Linked DNA regions of Mus musculus: region 2 is linked to region 1. The links are chromatin loops, found by intact Hi-C in ENCODE. Cell type or tissue: heart. All regions are shown on one strand.

What was found. Peaks named below come from ENCODE experiments on the same cell type or tissue, not always from the same donor. Only the 100,000 strongest peaks of a DNase experiment are listed, where the experiment ranks them.
Region 2: a loop joins it to region 1, with 3 times the contacts of the local background. A loop is called at or near these places in 1 of 42 quality-filtered maps.

Annotation. Positions count from the first base shown.
Region 1 is chr4:116,074,555-116,077,054 of GRCm38, reverse strand. It overlaps Uqcrh (ubiquinol-cytochrome c reductase hinge protein), which reads left to right and starts at 1,985. Exons shown (of 4, transcript NM_025641.3): 1 at 1,985-2,139. The coding sequence starts at 2,086. Lrrc41 (leucine rich repeat containing 41) reads right to left here and starts at 1,786. Exons shown (of 10, transcript NM_153521.2): 1 at 1,448-1,786. The coding sequence starts at 1,646. In heart, a CTCF peak has its summit at 1,169; DNase peaks (open chromatin) are centred at 154, 414, 1,574 and 2,024; H3K4me3 peaks cover 2,500 bases; H3K27ac peaks cover 2,500 bases.
Region 2 is chr4:116,220,149-116,222,648 of GRCm38, reverse strand. It overlaps Pik3r3 (phosphoinositide-3-kinase regulatory subunit 3), which reads right to left and starts at 1,041. Exons shown (of 10, transcript NM_181585.6): 1 at 236-1,041. The coding sequence starts at 341. In heart, no CTCF peak of the experiment used is centred here; DNase peaks (open chromatin) are centred at 1,008 and 1,458; H3K4me3 peaks cover 2,500 bases; H3K27ac peaks cover 2,500 bases.

The DNA of each region.
Region 1 (2,500 bases):
ATTCTGGGGCAGCAATCCTGCAAACCCACCTCCTGGGGCTTAACAAAACCCTCACTCTCAGTTCTTAACGGACCAGGGCCTGCCTTCTGGCAAAGATGTCACCACCACCTTGGATAGTCCCGGTGGCACATCCCCTGCACACTCCAAGGCCAGGAGCCTCCTCTGATGTTACCCTCTCCTCCTCCACCTTCCGTCTGGCCCGACCTGTGATCTCATCCAACTTCAGCCTGACCCTACTCCACTAGCACCAATTCTGTCAGGCCCATGGCCTCCCTCCCTTGTCTCCCCTGAAGGCCCTAACTTTCTCTTTAACTCTCTACTCTCACTTTTCACGTCGTGGACCCTTTCCCCGCTTAAGTTGCCAGGCCGCTGGCCTGCGGTATCCTCCTCCAGCAGGGCCTCCTTGCCATCTGGTCGGGGAGCAGAAGGCCTTGGCTCACACCGGAGCGGAGCGGACTGTCTAGCCGGGTCCAGCCCCTCCGTACCGGCCGCTCTCACAACTAAGGCCTCGGCTCCCTCCTATTCGGCCCAAGGCCTCTTCCCCATGACGCGTCTCACCCGACTCTAGCTCCGCAGTCCGGGATACCCTGGCCCCTGCCCGGCCTGAGGCCTCTTCGGCCCTTCCCGCCGGCCGGTCTCCCGAGCCTGTCCGTGCTTACGGAGCGTCTCCCGGAGCCCTCCACTCACTTTCCTACCTTCTCCACCACCGCCCCGGTCCATCCAGAAGGCCACCGGCGCTACCTGCTCGGCGGGCAGACCCGCAGCTCAGTTTAGCAGCGAGGTCTGGGGCGTCGGTGCGCTCCCTTCAGCCCTCGCTCGGGCCGTCAAACAGGCCACGGCGCTCCCAGCCTTTTCGGCTTCTCCCCGCGACTCCGGTCCCTCGCTCGCTCTCCACTGGGCTGTCCCACCCCGCCCATCCGCGGGGCTCCCGGAGTCCAGGTACCGGTGGTGTGCCCGGCGGACAGCGGAGGCCCCGGGCCGGCAGCGCAGGTGGCTGCGGGCCTGGCCTCCTTGCCTCGGGTCGGGCCTGCCAAAGTCGGTCCCTGCCCCGGGGCAGCCCGGCCATCCCTGCCCCGTCGGTTCGAGATCCGAGAATCCTCCGTTCAGTCCGGTCCAGCCCAGTGTCAGTTCCGAGCCTGTGGCTCCGGCCTGCTACTCCAGCCCCCGTCGCTAGGGCCCTGGCAGCTCTGCCCCGTACCGGGCCTTCTGGCCTCGCCCCCCGCGCCCCCCAGGCGAGCCGCGGCTCGGCTTCACCGGCTCCCTCGGTCTCAGGCTTCACTCCGTCCCGCCCTGTCAGTCACGGAATTTCTGTTCCGACTCCACCATCGAACTCCCGGGGCTCCCAGCTGGGCCTGGCCCCGGGCCTCTCGGCCTCGCCCCCCGCGCCCCCTGGCCGCCGGGCCGCCCCCGCTCGCTGCCGGAGGTCGCCCCTCACTCCGCGACTTACCCCACACCCCGCTCTCCAGAACCCCCATATGGGCGCTCACTGCCCGCCCGCACAGCTCGAACAGGGCGGGGGGAGCGCTGGGGCCCGAGGCCGAGCTCTTCGCTGGCGCCGCCTCCCGGGACGTGGCCTCCATGGTCGTTGCTGCCGCTACCTCACAGAACCAGCAACTCCGGGCGCGCCAGGCCTCGGGCGCCGCCATCTTGGGGAGGTGCGCGAGCCCGAGAATGACACCCGCGGGCCGCCATCTTGAAGAGGTCAGCTTTTAGGACCGCTCCATAAGGGATATGGGGAAGAACAGAAACAACATTAAAAGATCGTCAAACAGAGGAGCAGATGACTCAAGTATCTTAGGGAATACTACTTGGAAAAATACTGTAGATCAACACATTTGGGCAAGAAGTGACCGAAAGGATGTTTCTTAGCAAATTCTTTGCAGGCGTATATAGCAGCTCCCCCTACGTCTCGTAGCTAGCGAGTAGTACAGCCCAATTTGTGCGTGTGTTCGGGACTACGAGGAGTATGCCGCACTTCCGGCCAGGTCGCCGGATATCCGTCGAGTGACCCTTACTAGTCCTTCTTAAACCTGAAGTGGAGTACTACTCTGGTTGCGCTTGTTGGATCCCAAACCGGCTCCCGACATGGGACTAGAGGACGAACGAAAGATGCTCACTGGATCTGGAGACCCCAAAGAGGTAAGGCTTCGAGGTTGGCGGGCCCGGGACCTAGCTCAACAAAGCACCTCCCGGGGCTCTCTTAGTCCGGGTTTATAGCCTAGGGTTTGCGGGGTCCAGAGAGGTGGTTTCCGTTACTTACCTTCAGAATTCTTTGGTTGACCTTGGGCAGATTAATAGCTAGTCTTTCTCGGGATTGGCTTCCCCAAACCAGGAATGTGAAAGTGTAACTGGAGTTTATAATGCTGCACTGATAAACTTGTGTAAACAAACAAACAACCCCCCCCCAGGTTTTTGAGGTTCTAATTTGATAAATGTTTTGAGGTTCTAACTTGATAAGTGCGTGAAGCAAAAAACTAACGTTAGTCTTTAACGTAGCTTA
Region 2 (2,500 bases), 150 kb before region 1:
CCCCCCGCCCCCACCCCCTCAGGACAATGGGATCAGGGTCCTAACTGCAAACTTTAAAGGTGTAAGCCAGAGCAGTTTTACTGCAGCTATAACTGCAATCTACCCCTCATCCCGAACCTGGCGCACCCAAGAATACTTCTGGCCTGAAAACGTCACCGGGGTTTTGTTAAGCACAAATCAGACCCATCCAAAAATTTTAAAAAATAATAAAAATAACAAGTTTGCTCTCAAATACCTGGAGGATCCATTTCAATATAAAATATCAGTTCTGTCGAATAGGGCATCATCACCTCCCTCCAGTCTGCGTCATCGCGGTCCATACTCCACACCGTATTGTACATCGCGCTGTCAGGGGCAGGTCGTCGGGAAATATATAAAAAGCATATATATCTTTTATCTGATATTTAAAATCTAAATATATATTTGCAAAAGTTCCACACGGAAATGTACTTGGGGGTTTCCAACGGCCAGTACAAGTCCAGCCAAACTACTAGGATGAGGACAAGGTCCTCCTCTTCTCTCCTCCTAAAGCACCCAACAAAATACCCCGAACTTTCAAGCTACGGGGTTTTTACCTCAGAGGGTTACAGGGAAGCTCGGAAAGCAAAGAGCAGTGGTGTTAAAAAGCAGCTTCCCGAAAATCCTTCCTACACAATCGCTCTCCAAAGGGAAAAGCTCCCACCGCCTCCTAATCTTTCAGCGGAAGCCACTTTTGTGTCCTTCGGAGAAGAGAGAATGGAGAGGAAGGGGGAAAAAAGAACGCGTTGGGAGAAAGCTGGGGAAGTGACAAAGGCTTGAAAAGGGGGTTTGCGTTCAAGTTTCGGGGTCCCACTGGTCTGCGGAGAGCGATTCCCTCTGGGATTGGGACTCGGGCTCTATTCGCGTCAGGCTGGGAACCCAAGCTTCCGCAGCTTCGGGATGGCGACCCCTTGGAGAGTCCAGTCAGCTCGACTGTGCCCGAGTAGTAAAGGTAACCACGACAGCGCCGGCTCCCCTCACGCTCTGCCCTGGCTCCAACCACTAGAGTTTCATTTTAACTGCGCTGAGGGGACCTCCTCCCCCGCCCTCCCCCCTTGCCACCCCCGCTGAGGCGCCAACCAACCGGGCAGGACAGGAGGAAGAGCCGGTAGCTCGACTGTCCTTTCCACTCCTTTGCACCTTAACTGCAAAGATTGTCAAGTGCCTAAGAAATGAAGACTGCCACCACCCTCCGCTTCGACTTTTAACTCTCCCCGTCAGCCTGCGAGACTCGACACTTTAATCAGACTTTGCCATTACCCCCTAGCCTCGCTCAGAATGGTACAGTCCGGGCGCTGGCCGCTCGCCAGGAGTCGGAGCCGGGCGCACGCGAGCTCCTCCAAGAGTGGGGGGCGGATGGTGATTGGCTGAGCCCGGTTGCCGGAGCCCGAGCCTGCGTCTTTTGTCTGCCCTGCTCCAGCTGAGGAGCGGAGACGGCTGCGCGCCCCAAGCGAGCCAATCAGGAGATAGCCGGCGCCGGCCGGTAAGGCGGCGATTGGTCGGACCTCAGTTACTAAGCGGGACAAAGGCAGAGGGGAAAAGAAAAGAGGAGGAAGAAGAGGGGGTGTGGAGAAAGAAAGAAGGCGCAAACGGCGGTTACTGACAGGCTGGGCGAGCGCTCGGGGGCTCAAGCTGCCCGGAGACTGGCGGGGCTTCCCGCTGTGGCTCGGTCCTCCCGGACGAGTGACGAGGGGGAGAACGGGCTGGCGCGAGACTCTTCTGCCTGGAGACTAGCTGCGGGGGGAGGGGAGCGGCGGCAGCGGGGCGTGCTGTCACTTGGCGGGGCGCACACTCTTCTGCTCCATTGGAAGTCTCTGGGCAGAGTTCCTCCTCACAAACCTCTTCACCTTGCTGCGTTCGCCCTCCCCTACCCCGGTGTTAAATCATCAGATACAGCAAAGGTCGCCAAGCCCACTTGCAGGACTCTCTGTCCAGACAAGATCCCCATCGTCCCCCACCCCACCCCCCCCACACACACACTCCCTGAGGGTACCTGAACCTTGAATGTTCCTTGGGGAGTCATCCCCCCCCCCCCCCGCTACTCCGCTTCACACTGAAGGACTTTAGAACCCATAGTTACGCTCAAGCAAAGAGTGAGGCATCTCATCGAGCCCTCCAGTTCTAGTACTCAAATCAGAAAATAAAGAAATAAGAATTAAATAGATTTTTTAAATTACAGTGTCTGTGTGTTTTCTGTGGTAAGTCACAGGTGTTGCATTCCCCTACCAAAAAGGCGCTTTTCTGTTTCCCACTTCCTAACACACAGGTCCCTCCTTCCAAGCTTAAAGTTCTGAGACTTGCTTCAGAAAAAATGCTGAACATTTTCATGCATTTCAGAAACAGCTAATTAACTTGCTGGGGAACCCTGAATAGCTAACCTGTGCCTAGAATTGCCATCCTGCCATACAATACAGTCTGAGGAGGCCAAAACGGCTGTTTCCTCTTTACACTGGAGTAACAAAGCCCATTGTGTTTGAGTTGA